Regions from separate parts of the Homo sapiens genome. Here region 2 is linked to region 1. The links are chromatin loops, found by intact Hi-C in ENCODE. Cell type or tissue: GM12878. All regions are shown on one strand. Each heading gives the region's core, and the rest is flanking DNA. Links, peaks and the distances in the headings are about the cores only.

Region 1 (5,020 bases), core at 558-4,557:
AAGGTCAAATCTTCAGGCATCTCTGCCCCTATGTTCCTAGCTTCCTGTTATGTGGCTAGAATTTTGGAATCCTGGATCTAACACCAGACAAGATTGTCACTACCAAACCAATTTGAGGTCTAACCGTGCATTTTAGTGTTCATAGGACAAAGGTGGGAACAGCTGCTTAATGGGTCAATTTGTAGAATCCCACAGCTTTTAAAGTCAGTTAGTGGACTAGAATTTTCATGCACCTACTGTTTGCACAATACTTTATTCTTAGTCCAACTGAGGAGGAAATGTATACATGTATAAGGAAAAACGCCTGCTGTAGTGCATTTTTAGTAAGAGAGAATAAAAACAAAAAATCAACAATTGACAAAATTTGTGATTAGCTGAATTCAGTTCTTTTGTTTTTAGGTTTTACAGTTCAATGAATTCTATTACCCTCTGTACTTGCTTTTGCTTTTGCGTAACAATTTTAACTGCTTGAAGAGTTTTGCTACCTTTCTTTTGTTTGTTTTGCATGTTGTAACAAAGCTTCTTGGAAAGTTAGAGCATGATTTGTATCTAACTGCAACACTCCAAACAATTTCCATTGTAAGTATCTAAGGGCCTTTCTCAAGTCAGGTGTGAGGCAGAAACTTGTCAGTTTCATTCCATCAAAAGCTACCAAACAGGCAACAATGTTGATGGCAGTACACACGTGGAAAGTATTTGCCGTGACTAAGAGTTTTGAAGAAACAATCTTCATGCCCTTGTAGATAAAGTCGTGAGAGTACAGTGACTTCCAGGGTCAGCAGTAAAGCTGAAGGTAATTCTTGCTGCGTATGGTACCAATGATGAACAGAAAGACTGAAATGTGTCAGGTCAGATTTCTGAATCACCATTTAAAGAGCTTTGCATATGGGGCTGGGGATAAAATATTCCATTAGAGAGGTTCCACTCATAGAGCATGTGTACTTTTTATTCTTTCACCCGAACAAAATTTAAATATCAGACAAAGCTGGTAAGATAAACACACACACACACACACACACACACACACACACACACACACACACAGCAACTTAGTACTTCTTTTGTGACTATCCTCACAAAGAATGCTACGGAAATCTGAAACAGAAGTGGGTAGGCCCAATATAATTTTATGAGACTTGCAGTCTGTCTCTCAGCAACCATGCCACCCATTTCCTTCATCCTATATCAGCAATGCAGTATTTGATTGAAAAATTACCCCAGTTTCCCATAGACGGGTCGTTTTCTCCATGGAAAGCAAATCAGAATGGCATGCAAAGAAGACAGGCTCAGGTAGTCCAATACCTGATTCTTTCAAATCAAAAAAGGGTAAGTGCACATACCCTTAAGCCTGTGCACTCGGGCTGGTGCATTTTTGCATGTCTGTATAACTGCCTCCTTTTCACATTTCTGATTCCATAGCCTTCATGTTGCTTAAATGTTGAAACCAAATGGGAACATTTTGAGAAATGCCGGAAAGCAAAGTTAGGGGTAGTGATGCCGAGTCTGAAAGAGTGGTTGAAGAAAAGCAATGAGACGTTTAATAACTTGTAAATTCTAGTAATTGGATTTTTTAATGAACAGAAATATATTTATTTCCAGAAAGTACTTTTCAGTATGTTCTGGGGGTAGATTTGTTTCAATCAAGGCTTGAACCCTGGATAATGAAATGTTGGTAAATGTATAACTGGTTCTTTGGAAAAAAAACGCATATGCAATTTAAACATACTTGTTATACCTTACCCAAGACATACAATGAATACACCAACCAAACAGCAGTTAATGCCACTGAGAGTTTTTATGAGTGTATATAGTACAGTGGCAGGAAAACCCCGCTAAAGGGAGGTATAGAACAGAAGACTTAAGATAATGGATTTGCAAAGTCAGAAAACCCTGCAGTGGAATCCTAGGGCCAAAATCATTTACTGAACTTTTCTGAGACTTAGTGTTCTGGTAGGTAAAATTAAATAGTACTTCCCTTACACACAAGGCAGAGGCAAAGCAACAAATGAAGCCTTGGTTTGTAGCATTTGTTATTTCCATGATACAAATACTCCCATTGTGGCTGATTTCAGTCTACCAACATGACAACACTGAATGCAGAGTTGTGAAATTCCATAGCATTTCCCCCATCCAGATATGATAGACACGAATAACCAAGGGTGTAAAAAATTGCATGACGGGGTAGAATATTTAGGAAGTGATGAGTTTTGAGTATTTACCATCTTTTTAAAAATATAATTTATTTAATTAAAAGGTTATATATTTTGATTTTAAATAATGGTGGCGTTTAAGAACCAGCTCATAGAATTCCTGAAAAATTGACATTGGATTCCATGGGCCTGGAACAGGCTCTCCACTGGTTCTGGTCAAATGCAAGTCTGCTTTTTGCTAAGGAATCTGGTGTCCATAGGAGCATCGTTTCTGGCTGCTCAGAAATTAGGCTTGGTAGGCCTGGTTCACATGTGTTAATGCTTATACAATTAGCTTCTTCAGTTTAGAGACAACAATCCCTGTAATTCTCTCAGGCTGACTTAAAATTCAAGGTCTGCCAAACCCTGCCCAGATGCCAACAGCCAATAATTTATGATGGGATTAGGAATGAGAGTGAAGAAAAGTTACTTGTTAATTATGATTGTGAAGACCACACACACTATGAAAAGAAACACTCTGTACAAATGAAAGGATTCCCCGTTAGCCCCACTTGGTGATACACAAGTCAGTGGGCCTTTCGTCTGCTCTCTGCAGCTCCACCTAGGGGTTTCCCACTTGCCTTTTTCTAACCGAAAGCCCATCAGTGAAATGTCTTATCAAAACCCCCAGCAAACTGCAGAGTCCCTGGGAAAACTAGCAGTTGACAAAGGCATTACAGTACCGTGTCATGCAGGCTGTTAAAGAAATCCAGCCCTGGTGATAATGTGTATATTCATTCTGTGTAAATGATTAAGTTCAAAAAACCATACAGTGAATCATGGTAGCAAGGCCAGACTTGCTTTGATTAACTACACTGGTATAATGAAACCCAACAGAGCAATCACTGAAACATTTAGCTCCAAATGTAAATCTTCCTGAACTCTGAAAAAAAATCATGTTAGGCAATGAGAGGTGGTGTATAATACAGCCATATTTCACATAATGAAAGTTGTGGCAGTTGTAAAGAAAAGGGAATGTTAAAAAGTTGTTATGCTGTGTTTGGCAAGAATGAGTCATTTTAAAAGTGTCAATCATGATAATTCAACATATTTTTAATCTAAAGGTCAATAGAAGCAGTTTCTAAGGTGGTACAATAGTGATGCCAAATATGAAAGCAAGCAGTTATAAGATGATTTCAAGTGTTAATACTGTATCATAATGTGTCTCAGTTCTAAATTGAAGAGCATGGATTGATCAAGGTGAAAGAATTTTTATTAAAAATGTACCGAAATGGCAAGCAACATGGTCATCTCAATCAAACTGCTCTGTGGAGTTCTTCTATTCAGACGTGGTTTGGTGAAGACAGTGTGGTGTCTTGTACAGTACAGGACTACAGGACGGTGTGGTGCTGCTGTGGTACAGTAGTTATTTTGGGGAAGATGGTTGGGGAGGGCTTAGGTCTTCATCTGCTAGTGGCAACATCTACAGAATAGAAACTCTTTCCTTACAATAACCTACAAGTCATTTTCTCAAAAGCAAGAGAAACATATGCCAATGAGACATAAAGTCAGTGTTCTGTGATGGAATGGCCAGCCCTTCATGAATACACAGAACTGTTTGCATTCCTGAATATTTTCACTTTTGTCCTTGGACAGCTTTTGAATATACCTCAAATATGCTTGGGTCATGTTGTATACACTTAAGTATTAGAAATATTCCATGAGAGAAAAGTAAAATTATGCTCTGCCTTTAAAGTTTATGGGAACATGTGGTCTTCCTTACAGGGAAAGCAATTGCTACCTCGGCAGTATTGGACTTTCATCTCATGGGTTTCGTGCATACAGGTTAAACATATGAGAAGTTTTATAAGGCTATAGAAATTGTGGCAGAGAAAACAATCTATAAGAGGTCTGAGAGACATAAAAACCACCGGACACATTCAGTTTCAGGACAAAGCTCTCTCCAAAGTTATTAGATTTCATAATTCAATCTGTGTTATTGTGGGGGAACTTGGGTCCAACCACTGCTGTAGATTATAGTAATAATTCTACATAGACACATTCGCATTACACAATAACTCTCCTGGAACTGGTTGCAGACTAGCACAAGCATATTGTCTTCTGTTAATCCTCATAAACCTAACCAATAGTTTGTTTCTGTTATTTTATCACACACATTAAAACCACTTTTATATTTAAAAATGCCTAGCACAAGCCTATGATTTATCTATATGTGACTCTTTCTGGTAATGTCTCAAGAGCATATTCTATTTAATTTAAATATATATGGATCTTTAAGTGTGTTTCCAGAAGGCTTTTGGTGATATAGTCAAAGAAAACAGAAGAAATCAAAGATGAAGAAACCACTCTATCACATTCTTTCCTTTCCCATGAAGAGAAAATGATTGCACAGAGGTTCTTATAAATGCCTTAGGAGACAGACATTTGGACCTTCTGATATTTCTTGCTACTCGTCTTTTCCTGTCGCTTCTTTCCTCTCTAAATTCTTAAAACATGCCATGTATCTTCAAAGTGTGGGTCTCACAACCATTATTCCAAGTATCTAAACAGGTCTATTGTATAGTTTACCTACCAGTGCATTGTACAGTAATGGTGTGGACACACAATTTATTCTGTTGCATTCTGTTGTTTTTTATTTTTAATTTTTTCTCAATACAAAAGTAACACATGCTGATATTAGAAACACTGGAAAAATCAGATAAGTAAAGAAGAAAATTAAAATGCTACATAAGTTCACCTCACAGAGAAAACCACTGTTGAAATTTTGCTGTATATTTTTCTGGTGTTTTAAATATATAACATATATACACATGTTAAAAATTACATTTGGGGTCATATTGTGCGGGGTGCCCAGAAAGTCCGTAAACATA
Region 2 (5,020 bases), core at 510-4,509, 48 kb before region 1:
CAAACCTTGCCCTCTTTGTAAGTTGAATATTACCTTTCAGAAAGGAGTAAAAATGAAACGTTGGGTTTAAATGATTCCTTTGGTCAAAAGCAGCATCTTGGCTTTTTACATACTTATTACCTATAGATAAAACAATTAATTTCAAAGCACAGGTATATTCAAAGTAAATGCTTTTCCAGGGTGATTTTGTTTTTGTTTTTTAATTTTTTGGTTTTGTTGTTTTCTTTTTGTTCTAGCCCGAAGTGGACAAAAGCAAGTGAAGGCATTCAAACAAATCATTCAAAGTTGGAAACAGGGTTTGATGGGACATCTATAGCATGTAGAAATATTTATGAAAAATGGGGAAAGGCCTGCAGGGAGCACAGTGGGGCGATTCCTTATAAAATCACTTGGAAGTGCTGGGGGTAAGTGATGTAAGCATGAGGGAGGCTGGAACTCGCTTGAAAAGGCATACAAGGCAAGATGCATGTGGACAGATCACACGCTTCCAGGCATTATCTTGCATGTAGAAAAGTGGGATGCTCATTTTGTGCCTCCCTCAGAGGAGATATTATCTGAGCACATGCAAGTATCTGGATATCACCTTCTGGGCCACAGTGAGGAACTCAAGGAGTTGAAATGGTTTCTGGAGAAAAAGAAATGCTCAGAGGTACAAGATTTTCCTTTAAACTCCACCCTCATATTTCTGTGCTGTGGGTACTTTGGACCCTGATGGAAAGGAAATAGCTGGGAGCTTCCTCTGCCCTGTCCTCTGTCTCAAGACATCTGTGGAGGAAAGAGGAGTGTGAGGTAAAAAAGTGTGGACTTCAAGCCCAACAGAATCTGACTTCCAAGTTTTGTTTCCTACTTACTAGTTGACCTAGGGCAGAGGGCAGGTTACTTAAATCTTTTTTTTTCTTTTCTTTTCTTTTTTTGAGATGGAATCTCGCTCTGTCGCCTGGGCTGGAGTGCAGTGGCACGATCTCGGGTCACTGCAAGCTCCGCCTCCTGGGTTCACGCCATTCTCCTGCCTCAGCCTCCCCAGTAGCTGGGACTACAGGTGCCCACAACCACGCCTGGCTAATTTTTTGTATTTTTAGTAGAGACGGGGTTTCACCGTGTTAGCCAGGATGGTCTCGATCTCCTGACCTCGTGATCCATCCACCTCGGCCTCCCAAAGTGCTGGGATTACAGGCGTGAGCCACCGCGCCTGGCCACTTAATTCTTCAATAAGTGTTTCTTCTTCTGTTAATACTACCCTGCTATGTTATTGAGGTGTTCAAGAGAGAAAATAAGACTGTTTCTGAAAGTGTGGTTCCTGGGCCAGCAGCATCAGCCTATCAAGGGACCTTGTTAGAAACGCAAATTATTGGCCCTACTTTAAACCTATAGAATCAGAATCACTGAGTCTATGGTTTAATGAGCCCTCCAGATGATTCCAGTGCATTCTAAAATTTGAGTTGAGGACTACTGTAAAAGGAAAAGCCACTGGCAGAGAGGTGATGAACAAAAATGGTAACTGTCCTTTTTTTTTTCTTCTTTTTTTTTTTTTTTTTTGAGACAGAGTTTCACTCTGTTGCCAGGCTGGAGTACAGTGGCACGATCTTGGCTCACTGCAACCTCCACCTCCCAGGTTCAAGAGATACTCCTGCCTCAGCCTCCTGAGTAGCTGGGACTACAGCCACGTGCCACCACACCCATCTAATTTTTGTATTTTTAGTAGAGACTGAGTTTCACCATGTTGGCCAGGCCAGGATGGTCTCTATCTCTTGACCTCATGATCCACCCGCCTTGGCCTCTCAAAGTGCTGGGACTGCAGGTGTGAGCTACAGCGCCCAGGTGGTAACTGCCCTTCTAAGCATGCTCCTTCTTCATTTGCTGTCTTCCCCTATTTATATGGCTTTCCCTCTATTTTTTATTATTAGAATATATTAATGTTGTCCTCTATCTTCTGTTGTAAAGAGAGAGTGGCTGAGAGCAGACCTTGGGGAGAGGCTGGGCTGCCACAATTAGACTCATGCCTCAGGGACCCCAACACTCACTTCATGATGCTTTATAAGTCTCCAGGATTCCCGTGAAATACCACCCTCACTGGACCCATGCACAAACCCACTAACTTCTGGAAACTCCAAAGGAGAGGAGAAGACAATGTATAGTGAAATTTTTCTTTGTCTGGCAAGCCCTATTTGGATTTGTGACATTTTCTTTCTCTCCAGTCAATCCTCCTCACTGCAGTCAGATCATTTCCTAAATAAAAAATATCTGATCCTCTCATTACTAAAATACTCTGTAACCTCCCTAAGATTTTGCCCATAATATTAGGTAAAACTCCTTACTGTAACATGTAAAGCCCTTCTCAATCTGGTCTTGAAAGACCTCTTCAGCCTTGTTTTACTTGTCTCTGTTTACTGCTGCTATAACAGAATACCACAGATTAGGTAATTTATACAAATGAAACTTTATTTGGCTCATGGTACTGGAGGCTGGGAAGTCCAAGAGCATGGTGCTGGCTTCTGGTGAGGGCCTTCATGCCACATTATCCCATGGCAGAGAGCAAGCAAGCATGTGGGACAGAAGGAAGTGGGGCCAAACTTACCCTTTTATCAAGAACCCACTCCCTCAATAACTAACCAGCTCCCAAGATAACAGCATTACTCCATTCATGAGGATGTAGCCCTCTTGGCCTAATCACCTCTTAAAGGCTTCACCTCTTAATAGTGTTATAATGGCCACTAAGTCTCTAACACATGAACTTTGTGGGGAACAAACTCAAACCACAACAAGCCTCATTGCCCATTTCCTGCCATCTTTCCTCTTCCCATTCCCAACACACATGGGTACACATGCACATGCATGACTTGTCCCTGTGAGAAAGCAAGTGGTGAGCAAAACACCACTGGTGGATGTTACCCTTGAGCTAGTCATGAGGAAAACAGAGCAAGTATTCCAGGCAAGAGGAACAGAGATGTGAAACAGCATGGGGAACTACGATGTGGCATTATGGGGAGTTTTTTTTTTTTTCCTGAAAGTGAAATTTATGAGGTAAGGTGTAAAGACAGGTGGTGCTGGAAAAGAAGGCTCAGGTCAGGCCTGGGAAAGTCTTTAGTGATATGCTAACCAAGGTGCCCAGCAAAAACCAAACAGCATACTCATATGCAAGTTTCAACACATTGCAGATTGTCTAGTAGTTACATTAGATTCTTTTTGTTCAGGTCTTGAATAAAAGTAGGCATATTATCTTTGTCAAATAGCTGAAGAAACTGAGACTCAGAAGGTAAATCATTGACTCATGGGATGCTTCCACTATCAAATGCTGAGGATATGATCCACAGCATCCTATCCTCAGCCATCACTATGCTCCCAATCACAACACCGTTCTGAAGCCAGGGCTTTCCCTGGCTCTACAAAAACTAGCAATTCACTTCAAATCTGGACTACAGCTCTAGATCTGACTCAAACCCTCTTCATGGAGGTCCTCAATTTAGATGAATTGCTTTTGTAACCTTAAGATATTTGTTTCCTTATACTTGGTGTCTTAATTGTTTGTTATTATTTATTCCTTAACAACACTAGCTAGGAATATTCTGAGATTTGGGCAATTAGTTTTTCTGTAGACTCCCTTGATAAATTCTTGGTGGAGAGCCTCTTTTGTCTGCATAACTAGTATCAATATCCACAAAGACCCTTTATGCAATTTGTCAGCTCTGTAAGTGTCAATTTCGTAGAATGGGTGTCTTTAGTGTCCTACACTTAGGTTTGAAAAAATTTTAACGAATGCCTTTACTTCTGAATTCTTTCCTGAAAAATATGTGGCAAAAAAATCTTGAAAATAATATTTTGTTCTTTAAGAGTTGGGCTATTGTTCCCTCTCCTTCAGGAACTGTTTTACAAAACTTATATCCAAGGAAGCACAGTGAAACCTTAAAGTGTAGAAAAAACCCCAGAGGAATCAGTGTGTCAAACTGCAAACTAGACTTATTTGAAGTCACCATAACAATGACAAAATTAATATATTAATAGCAACCCTAAGGCTGATAAGTTATTTTAGTAAAGTGTCTAAAATTTTGAAGGATTGCTTTTCCCTATTGGAAAAATGATTATATACACCTTAGGGAGAAAAAGGTCGATTAATTGCCTCCATTTGAACATTATCAATAGTAAAACACACATTAAATTAGAAAAAGTTTTAAATTAATTAACTTCAGCCTGCTAAATTCTCAAACTTTTATGTCCTTTGAAAGCAAAGATTATGGTTGTATTCCTTGAAATTATACAGAGCTCTCTCTACAGTAGTGAATCTAAAAATAATTGTTGAATCAATGAATGAAACATCATTAAATCAGATCAATCAACCTAAAAATAATGTTCATAAACATGTCATCATGTTTCATTGTGCACTACGTATTTTGGAACATTGTTTCCATTTAAAATTGGTTAAAATAATTTGTACTTCTAGATTTTTTTTTCAAATAAAGTAGCAATTGTGCAAAATAGCATAATTCCAGAAATAGTCATTGCAGCATAGCTTGCAATAGTGTAAGATTGAAAGCAATCTAAAGTCCATCAATAGAGAACCACTTATTTCTGTACAATGGAATACTATGCAACCATTACAAAAAATTGGCATCCCTATATATCTGATTGGTTTATACGGCTAAGATAATTGTATTCCTCTTGGCCTGTGATTGATCTAAGAGTGGGCATGTGACTCAGCTCTTGCCAGTGAAGTGTAATGGGAGGGCTAGCAGGGAGGGGTTTCTTTCCTGAACAATAATGCAAACTTGATTGAGGAGGGGGCCTCTTCATCACCTCTCTCCATCCATGTAGATAATGCCTAAAGGTACAATAGGCTTTTACAATTGCAAGCAAGAAGGTAAAAGCCAACTTTCAAGAATGGTAGGATGAGAAAACAAGATCCAGGTCCCTGATTCATTCCTGAACTGCTGACTCAATGCCAGTAACCACTGACTTCAGGGATTCTGTTGTAAGAGAAGAATAAAATGCCTATTTGTTTGGATCTCTGTAAGTCAGGCTTTCTGTT

What was found. A loop is a pair of places that touch in the nucleus more often than their neighbours do. Peaks named below come from ENCODE experiments on the same cell type or tissue, not always from the same donor. Only the 100,000 strongest peaks of a DNase experiment are listed, where the experiment ranks them.
Region 2: it touches region 1 in a loop (6-fold over the local background); 1 of 110 quality-filtered maps calls a loop at or near these places.

What each region holds. Positions count from the first base shown.
Region 1 is chr9:79,476,386-79,481,405 of GRCh38, reverse strand. It overlaps LOC124902328 (a long non-coding RNA gene), which reads left to right and starts at 1,244. Exons shown (of 3, transcript XR_007061902.1): 1 at 1,244-1,326. RefSeq lists a silencer at 2,695-2,744. In GM12878, for the core only: a CTCF peak has its summit at 2,751 (motif pointing left); a DNase peak (open chromatin) is centred at 2,805.
Region 2 is chr9:79,524,388-79,529,407 of GRCh38, reverse strand. All of the region lies in intron 2 of LNCARSR (lncRNA regulator of Akt signaling associated with HCC and RCC), which reads left to right. Among named protein-coding and RNA genes, the nearest start is that of LNCARSR, 41 kb to the left of the region's middle. In GM12878, for the core only: no CTCF peak of the experiment used is centred there; a DNase peak (open chromatin) is centred at 2,797.